2 separate regions of the Homo sapiens genome follow, and region 1 is linked to region 2. Evidence: read pairs that join two places in POLR2A ChIA-PET (ENCODE). Cell type or tissue: OCI-LY7. All regions are shown on one strand. Links, peaks and the distances in the headings refer to the core of each region. The heading gives the core; the rest is flanking DNA.

Region 1 (4,386 bases), core at 186-4,185, 70 kb before region 2:
ATGCCTGTAATCCCAGCTACTTGGGAGCCTGAGGTAGCAGAATCACTTGAACCCAGGAGGTGGAGGTTGCAGTGAGCCTACACTACATCACTGCACTCCAGCCTGGATGACAGAGCGAGACTCCATCTCAAAAAAAAAAAAACCCGGCTGGGCACGGTGGCTCACGCCTGTAATCCCAGCACTTTGGGAGGCCGAGGCAGGTGGATCACGGGGTCAGGAGTTTGAGACCAGCCTGGCCAAGATGGTGAAACCCCGTCTCTACTAAAAATATAAAAAATTAGCCAGGTGCAGTGGTGGGCACCTGTAATTCCAGCTACTCGGGAGGCTAAGGCAGGAGAATCACTTGAACCCGGGAGGCAGAGGGTGCAGTGAGCCGAGGTCGCACCACTGCACTCCAGCCTAGACAACAGCAAGTCTGTTTCCCAAAACAAACAAACAAAAAAAAACACTCAAGACCAGCAAGACTGTTTCCCAAAACAAACAAAACCATGCAAACATTCCTTTAAAAACCCATAAAGCACTCACAAAAATTAACTGCACTAGCTTAAAGAACTTCAAATTCCAAAGAACAAGTCACATTCACTTACTGCAAAACTTCAAAATTAGAAATTAATCCAACAAACAAAGAAATAAATCTATCTACTTTGAAATTTTTAAACTATTAACTCTGGGATTAAAAAGGAAATCAAAACAAAATTTATTTTTAAATGAATGACAGTGAGAATACAATATATAGAAACCAATAGGATATACCCAAAGTAGTACTTAAACGGAAACATCTAGCCTTACATATTTATTAAATATACTCAGCAAGAAAGCCTAAGGGCGAGGCAGCTCATGCCTATAATCCCAGCATTTTGGGAGGCCGAGGCGAGTGGATGACCTGAGGTCAGGAGTTCGAGACCAGTCTGGCCGACATGGTAAAACCCCATCTCTACTAAAAATACAAAAATTAGTCAGGCATGGTGGTGGGCGCCTGTAATCCCAGATAATCAGGAGGCTGAGGCAGGAGAATTGCTTGAACCCGGGAGGCAGAGACTGCAGTTAGCCAAGATCGTGCCACTGCACTCTAGCCTGGGTGACAGAAAGACTCCATCTCAAAATAAATAAATAATAAAATAAAAAATGGAATCTAGTTGTACAGTAAAATTAATAGGCCATAGCCAAAAGAGATTCTTCTCAGTAATGCAGCAATGGCTTTTACATTAGAAATTCCAATTAGTAAGATGAAGGGAAAAAAATCATGATTATCTCAACAGATTCCAAAAAACAAAATCCAATATAACCAATTAAAACCAAGAGGTTTTTTTTTTTGAGATGGAGTCTCGCTCTGTTGCTCAGATGGAGTGCAGCGACAGACCTCAGCTCACTGCAACCTCCGCCTCCCAGTTGTTCAAGCGATTCTCCTGCCTCAGCCTCCCGAGTAGCTGGGATTACAGGCTCGTACCACCATGCCCAGCTAGTTTTCATATTTTTAGTAGAGACAGTTTCACCATGTTGACCAAGCTGGTCTTGAACTCGTAACCTCAACTAATTCGCCCACCTCGGCCTCCCAAAGTGCTAGGATTATAGGCGTGAGCCACTGCACCCAGGTTTTGTTTTCGTTTTTGTTTTTTTGAGAGACACAGTCTCACTCTGTCATCCAGGCTAGAGTACAGTGGTACAATCACCAGGTTCAGGCTCACTGCAGCCTCAACCTCCCTGGCTCAAGTGATCCTCCCACCTCAGCCTCCCAAGTAGCTGGACTACAGGTGCAGGCCACCACAACCAGCTAATTTTTTGTAGAGACGAGGTTTCACCATGTTGCCCGGACTGGTCTCAAACTCCTAAGCTCAAGCGATCCACCCGCCTCAGCCTCCCAAAGTACTGAGATTACAGACGTGAGCTAACACATCCAGCCTAGAGCTCACTGATAAGAGAAGGCCCCTGCCTTCTAGTTAGTGAGTCCTGGCCATTAATTTTCAGATATTTCAGTCTATTCACAGCCCTTAACATATTTCCTGATATTAAGACCTCCAAGGTACTCAGTCTAGACAACCTATACTTGACTTAGGCCACATTTCAAAACGTATGCAAAGCACAAGGTCCCATAATAGGTCTCAACGACTGAAATCCTTTAAGAGTGTGGAAAAACAAAGTTTTTCCTCTGCTCTCACACCACAGCAACGATCAACACAGAAGACTTCTGTGAGCCCACACACAAAGCAAGTAACCAATTCTGCAGCACTCACCAGCTGGGTGCCCTCCAATGCAATTCCAACGACTATGTACCTGGAGATAGCATCATATGCCACAGGTCGAGGGCTAAGTCCCTCAAGACTGCTCCTCCACCACACCTCTGCCAGACACCAGTTGCCAATCTGGGCCTCCAGAACTTCTGATCAACTGGCTTCAAGTTGGAGTTTGCATGACCCCTCTTTGGTTTGGATTAATTTGCTAGACTGGATCACAGAACCTAAGAAACACATTTACTGGTTTATTATAAAGATATTTCAAAAGATTCAGAGGAAGAGACGCATAGTACACAGTATAGGGGAGGGACACGGAACTTCTGTGCTCTCGGGCACTGCACCCTCCTGGAACCTCTTGTTTGGCCATCCAGAAGCTCTCCAAACCCTGTCCTCCTGGGTTTTTAATGGAGGCTTCATTAGTAGGTATAATTGATTAAATCACTGTCCACTGGTGATCAACTTAACCTTCAAGCCCCCACCCCTCCCCAGAGGCTGGAGAGGAGTGAAAGTCCCAACCCTCTAATCCTGTCTTGTTCTTTCCATGACTAAGTCCAGAGGCTTCCAGCCATCAGTTAACTCCTTAGCACACAAAAGGACATCACTGTGGAGTTTCTAAGGATTTCAGGAGTTGTATGCCAGGAAATGGGCAAAAGACCAATATATATATTTCACAACATCACACTTTCCAATGGGAAATACATAGTTCAGTAGGCTGGGCATGGTGGCTCACGCTTGTAATCCCAGCACTTCGGGAGGCCAAGGCAGGCGGATCACGAGGTCAGGAGATAGAGACCATCCTGGCTAACATGGTGAAACCCCGTCTCTACTAAAAATACAAAAAAAAAAAAAAAAAAAAAATTAGCCAGGCGTGGTGGCGGGCACCTGTAGTCCCAGCTACTCAGGAGGCTGAGCCAAGAGAAAGGGCATGAACCCAGGAGAAGGAGCTTGCAGTGAGCCAAGATCGCACCACTGCACTCCAGCCTGGGCGACAGAGCAAGACTCCGTCTCAAAAAAAAAAAAAGAAACACACAGTTTACTTTTAAAAGTGTGCTCAATTTTCCAATATTATGAACTACACTTTTACCAGACCACAGATGGTTAATGACATCGCAAATCCATGTCTAGGCTGTTCTAGGAAAGCAATATCTTGGCCTAACATTGAAAGAGGTACTTTAATAATTATTCTTATTCCCAAAATAGTTTTAAACTCAGGGACTAGATACTTATAAAAGACCACATACCGTAAAATCAGCAAATTCAACAACAAATTCTACATTCAGGAAATATAAACACACAAAATGTAACGAACTACTAAAAAACTGAGATGGGTTTCATTTTTAGAAAGCAAACTTTAAGCCGCAATTTAGAAAAGTTTTCACATCCCAGTCAGTCTTACCTGAACAGTGCCTGAAGATACCCCAAATTATGAACCTGAGAAAAGCTCACAAGGCTACAAACTTTAAGTCCAAAAAACATCACCGCTCTTTTAAATAATCAAAATAGCCATTCTTTTCATTGCCTGATGCTCTACAATAGCCTAGTCTATCTTCCTCCTCCTATTTTTTGAAATGTTTTGAGAAAAAAAAAAAGAAAAAAAAAAAAACGGAGACAGGGTCTCCCTCTGTCGCCCAGGCTCGAGTGCAGTGGCATGATCATAGCTCAGTGCAACCTCAATCTTCCGGGCTCAAGCAATCCTCCGGGCTCAAGCAATCCTCCTGTCTCAGCCTCCCAAGTAGCTGGGACTACGACCATGTGCCACGACATTCTGCTAATTTGTTTATTATTATTTATTTATTTATTTATTTATTTTATTTGAGATGGAGTCTCGCCCTGTCTCCCAGGCTGGAGTGCAGTGGCGCAATCTCGGCTCACTGCAACTTCCACCTCCTGGGTTCGAGTGATTCTCCTGCCTCAGCGTCCTGAGTAGCTGGGATTACAGGTGTGAGCCACCATGCATGCCCTTTTTATTTTTGGAGAGACGAGGTCTGGCTATGTTGCCCAAGCTGGTCTTGAACTCGTGGTCTCAAGTGATCTTCCCACCTCAGCCTCCTACAGTGCTAGGATTACAGAAATGAGCCAGCATACACAGTCAGCAAAATATTTTTAACAACATACATCTCTTCCTGCTATGGTCTCCCCAGATAGAAGGCAGGGA
Region 2 (4,386 bases), core at 92-4,091:
CAAATGTTTGTAGCAGTTGTATTCATAATTGCCAAAACTTGGAAGCAACCAAGATGTCCTTCAGTAGGTGAACAGATAATGTACATCCACATAATGGAATACTATTCAGCAGTACTTCCAAAATGAGCTGTCAAGCTCATGATTCAGCCATGAAAAGACTTGAAGGAATCTTAAATGTACATTACTAAGTGAAGGAAGTCAATCTGAAAAGGCTACATATACAGTATGAATCTAACTACACAACATTCTGGAAAAGGCAAAACTATGGAAGCAGTAAAAGGATCAATGGTTGCTAGGGGTTGAGGGGAGGGAAGAATGAACAGGTGCAGCAGAGGACTGTTCGGGCAGGGAAACTCTTCTGTATGATACTATAATGGTAGATGCATGTCACTGAAAATACATCCAAACCTATAGAATGTACCACCCCAAGAGTGAACCCTAATGTAAACTATGGACTCTGGTGATAGTGACGTGTCAATGAAGGTCCATCAGTTGTAACAAATGACCACTCTGGTGCCCAGTGTTGGTGATAAGGGAGGCTGTGCATGTGTGGGGACAGGGAGTAAATGAGAACTCTCTGTACCCTCTGCTCAGTTTTACTGTGAACCTAAAATTGCACTAAACAAATAAAGTATATTTAAGAAAACGGTCACGGCCACTTGAATTGCAGTAATAAACATACAGAGACTTGGTTAACGGGTCACAGAGTATTGAATCTGACAAACACGGTTAACTGCATTACAATAAAATATAGGAATAATTGTTTAAAAGAAAAGATTGAGGCCAGGCATGGTGGCTCACACCTGTAATCTCAGCACTTTGGGAGGCCAATATGGGTGGATCACCTGAGGTAAGGAGTTCGAGACCAGCCTGGCCAACACGGTGAAACCCTGTCTCTACTAAAGATACAAAAATTAGCCAGGCATGGTGGCACATGCTTGTAATCCCAGCTACTTGGGAGGCTGAGGCGGTAGAATTGCTTGAACCCAGGAGGCAGAGGTTGCAGTGAGCCAAGATTGCACCACTGCACTCCAGCCTGAGCAACAGAGTGAGACTCCATCTCAAAAAAAAAAAAAAAAGAAAAAGAAAAGAAAACATTGAGCCCTGGGGGGATGCTGGACAGTGCGCAGCACCACAGGGCTAGAAAAAAACACCCTGCCCTAAAGGAGACAAGATGATCCAATCCCATCCCAGGGCTCACATACATGCAGTGTATGTGACCCAATCAGTGACCCACATACATGCAGGCCAGTTCCTGCCTTAAAACCTGTGACTTCATGCCAGTCAGTCGTGGTGGCTCACGCCTATAATCCCGGTACTTTGAGAGGCCACGGCGGGCGGATCACAAGGTCAGGAGATGTAGACCAACCTGGCTAACACGGTGAAACCCCGTCTCTACTAAAAATAGAAAAACTTAACCGGACGTGGTGGCAGGCACCTGTAGTCCCAGCTACTTGGGAGGCTGAGACAGAATGGCGTGAATCTGGGAGGCGGAGCTTGCAATGAGCCGAGATTGCGCCACTGCACTCCAGCCTGGGCAACAAAGAGAAACTCCGCCTAAAACAAAACAAAACAAAACCTGTGACTTCTTCCTCCTTCCAGGTAAGCTCTCTTCTCTGGGCTCTACTGCCCTCCTGTCATCATCTGTTGTCCCAGGAGTGTTTGTGGAGGTACACTGGTAACACTACTAGCTGCTCAAAGTCTCTAGTTCTCTCAAGAAGCTGAGGGATATGTGGTTTGGCCAGGGTTCCTGGGGCAGGGAGAAGAAAGGGAAGAGGCTTGGAGAGGGAGGCAAGTTTGCTTCCATAGCCATCTCACTTTTAGTTCTAAATCCTGGCTCCTTCACTTGGCCTTCGTCACTGAAGTGCCCCTTCTTCCTTTAGGTGTTTAAAGCACTTGTGAGCAGCAATTCAGGGATGCTCAAACCATTGCTGCTTTGCAGTCATCTGCAGTCACCTGGCCTTAGCTCTGTCTCTCCTGGAACTTTGGGGTCATTCTGTATCCTGCATTGCACCCAGCAGAGCATCAGGCCCAAGGGAGGCTCGATAAATATATGGTGAGCATAAATTGTGGTGGAAACCCAGCCCAAGAGGCTGGGGCAGAAGTGTGAAGTGTGGGAAGGGTGCTGGGCAAGCTCATCTGGTTAAGAAAACCCTGGTCCAGCTGGACAGGAACTGGAGCTCAGCAGCCCCACGGTGTGGTCTCAGTCTCTACTATTCTCTTGTCCATCAGTTTGCCCCACCTCATGAGAACCAGGCCACCAGCCACGCCTAACCTCAACTTCCCACAGCTCCCAGGGGAGCAGAGTCTCAACCTCTTCCTTAAGTTCCGTTTGAAAAAAAGGCAGAAAGAATTCAGATCAGTAAGCTTGAGCCTTTCCATAGAGGACAAAATGGCCTGTTCCCTGAGAACACAGCCAATCCACCAGGACCGCCAGCCTGGGGTGAGGGGTGGGCCAGGAGAACAGAATGTATAGGGAAGGGGTGTCCCTACTAGAGGCCTGTGGGACATTTCCACTGGTGGGACTTGGCCACACACACAGAGTAACATCCCTTTAGGTCTTCATGGTCAAGGTGGTTTGTGGCACCATAAAATGGAAAAGGTGGCCTCATCCCAATTATGTTGACAGTGGTGGTAGAAGGCCTGGCATGGCTGGTGGCCTTGGCCATGGACTTGGAAGGGCTAATCATCAGTGCTGCCTCCAAAGTGGGTGTAGTTGGGTCCATCCTGGATGCTAAAGGGCAACTGATGGATGGCAAGCATGAGAGCTGAGCACCTAGGAGGCTCGTTCTGCCAAGAAAGCCTCACCTTCCTTGGTAACAGGAAGATCATGAAAATCAATGTAAACTGAAGTGGTTTTTCCCCCACCCCCCGCCCCCAACTGAGTAAGTTTAAACCTTCACTAGAAGCTGCTGATTGAAGACCTCCTAACCACCGACTTTTGGTACCCCACCCATATCCCTTTGGGACTCAACATGGTGCAGGCAGGCCCAGCTCCACATTGCCTGAAGGCTTTTTCTCAGGGGCAGAAAGAGCCAGGGAATGTATGCACCCTGGGATCAACCTGTAACCACTGACTAAAGGCAGTAGGCAAACACCCACAGCCGCCACCTCTCAGGTGAGGTAATTCAGAGGCAACTGCTGTGTGCAGCCCCCTAGAGGCACTCAGCTCCCTACCACAGTCCTAATAGGCTTGACAAGCATTCACGAGGACTGTGTCCCCTTCCTGCTTCCCGGGATCACCGCCCACCCCACATAAACCACTCGCACCAATTCTCAGCCCAAGCACTGCTTCTCAGACGGCTCTGCCACAGCCACCTGCCACCTGTGACATATACTTTGGTGGAGAAATGTGTGCCACCATCCAAAGGAGGCCTCTAAGGAGACAGAGGTGAGGTGGGGATGAGAGATGGAGGCATCCCAAGAAGCCTCCTAGGGGGATCCTTGACCACGAAAGCTCAGACACGCAGCTTTGGGGCCATCCAGAGAGGCACTCACTCATAGGAGCAGGATGCACGCATCAAACTCACAGAAAGAGGGTAAAATCACACAGCCAGTGCTTTTAATTCAAAACGAAAAATATGTCATCCAGGCTAGACTGCTCACATTCATCTGACAGCAACTTCTCTCCCTGCAGATGAGGGAAGGCTGTGATGACTTTATCTCGAGCCTGCCTGGTGGGAACGGGCTTGGCACAAAAGGAGCTGCAGAATCCTGCTGCTGATTGGCAGATGCATTTCTGAACTCAGCGGGGGCTGGACACTGAGCAGGACCTTGTTGATAATACTGCCTAAGTGGGCACAAAGCCAGGGGCTGTGGCCTGCCAGCATGCAGGCACAGCTCCTCCACCCTCAGGGGAGTCTGAGACCCCTTTTGTGTTTCGATGACTGTGGGATTTTTTTTTTTTTTTTGAGATGGAGTCTCACTCTGTTGCCCAGGCTGGAGTGAAGTGGCGCACTCTCGGCTCACTGCAAACTCTGCCTCCCAGGTTCAAGTGATTCCCATGACTCAGCCCCCTGAGCAGCTAGGATTACAGGTGGGCGCCATACACCCAGCTAATTTTTGTATTTTTAGTAGAGATGGGGTTTCACTATGTTGGCCAGGCTGGTCTTGAACTCCCGACCTGAGGTGGTCCAACCACCTCAGCCCCGCAAAGTGCTGGGATTACAGGCGTGAGCCACCGCGCCTGGCCTTGACTGTGGGTTTGGAAGAAGAGCGGGGTGAGCTCCAGGCAGCTCCTCACCCTAGCACTATCGGCTGGCAGGGATGGAGGAAGGTGGGTTCAAGGACAAGCGTGGCTGCCGCACGGCAGCGGTCTAAGTAACACAGCAGCTCTAGGCTCAGGAAGTTCTGTGGTTCCACTAACCTGAGGACAGGCAGGACCTC

Evidence for each region. Peaks named below come from ENCODE experiments on the same cell type or tissue, not always from the same donor. Only the 100,000 strongest peaks of a DNase experiment are listed, where the experiment ranks them.
Region 1: POLR2A ChIA-PET joins it to region 2 with 13 read pairs; 13 of 35 experiments call an interaction of 5 or more read pairs at or near these places.

Annotation. Positions count from the first base shown.
Region 1 is chr20:3,894,933-3,899,318 of GRCh38, reverse strand. All of the region lies in intron 1 of PANK2 (pantothenate kinase 2), which reads right to left. Among named protein-coding and RNA genes, the nearest start is that of PANK2, 7.7 kb to the right of the region's middle. RefSeq lists an enhancer at 1,477-1,706 and a silencer at 2,723-3,017. In OCI-LY7, for the core only: no CTCF peak of the experiment used is centred there; no DNase peak of the experiment used is centred there; H3K4me3 peaks cover 1,744 bases; H3K27ac peaks cover 1,616 bases.
Region 2 is chr20:3,824,457-3,828,842 of GRCh38, reverse strand. It overlaps AP5S1 (adaptor related protein complex 5 subunit sigma 1), which reads right to left. Exons shown (of 3, transcript NM_018347.3): 3 at 5-4,386. Among named protein-coding and RNA genes, the nearest start is that of AP5S1, 6.1 kb to the right of the region's middle. In OCI-LY7, for the core only: CTCF peaks have their summits at 2,946 and 3,148 (motif pointing left); no DNase peak of the experiment used is centred there.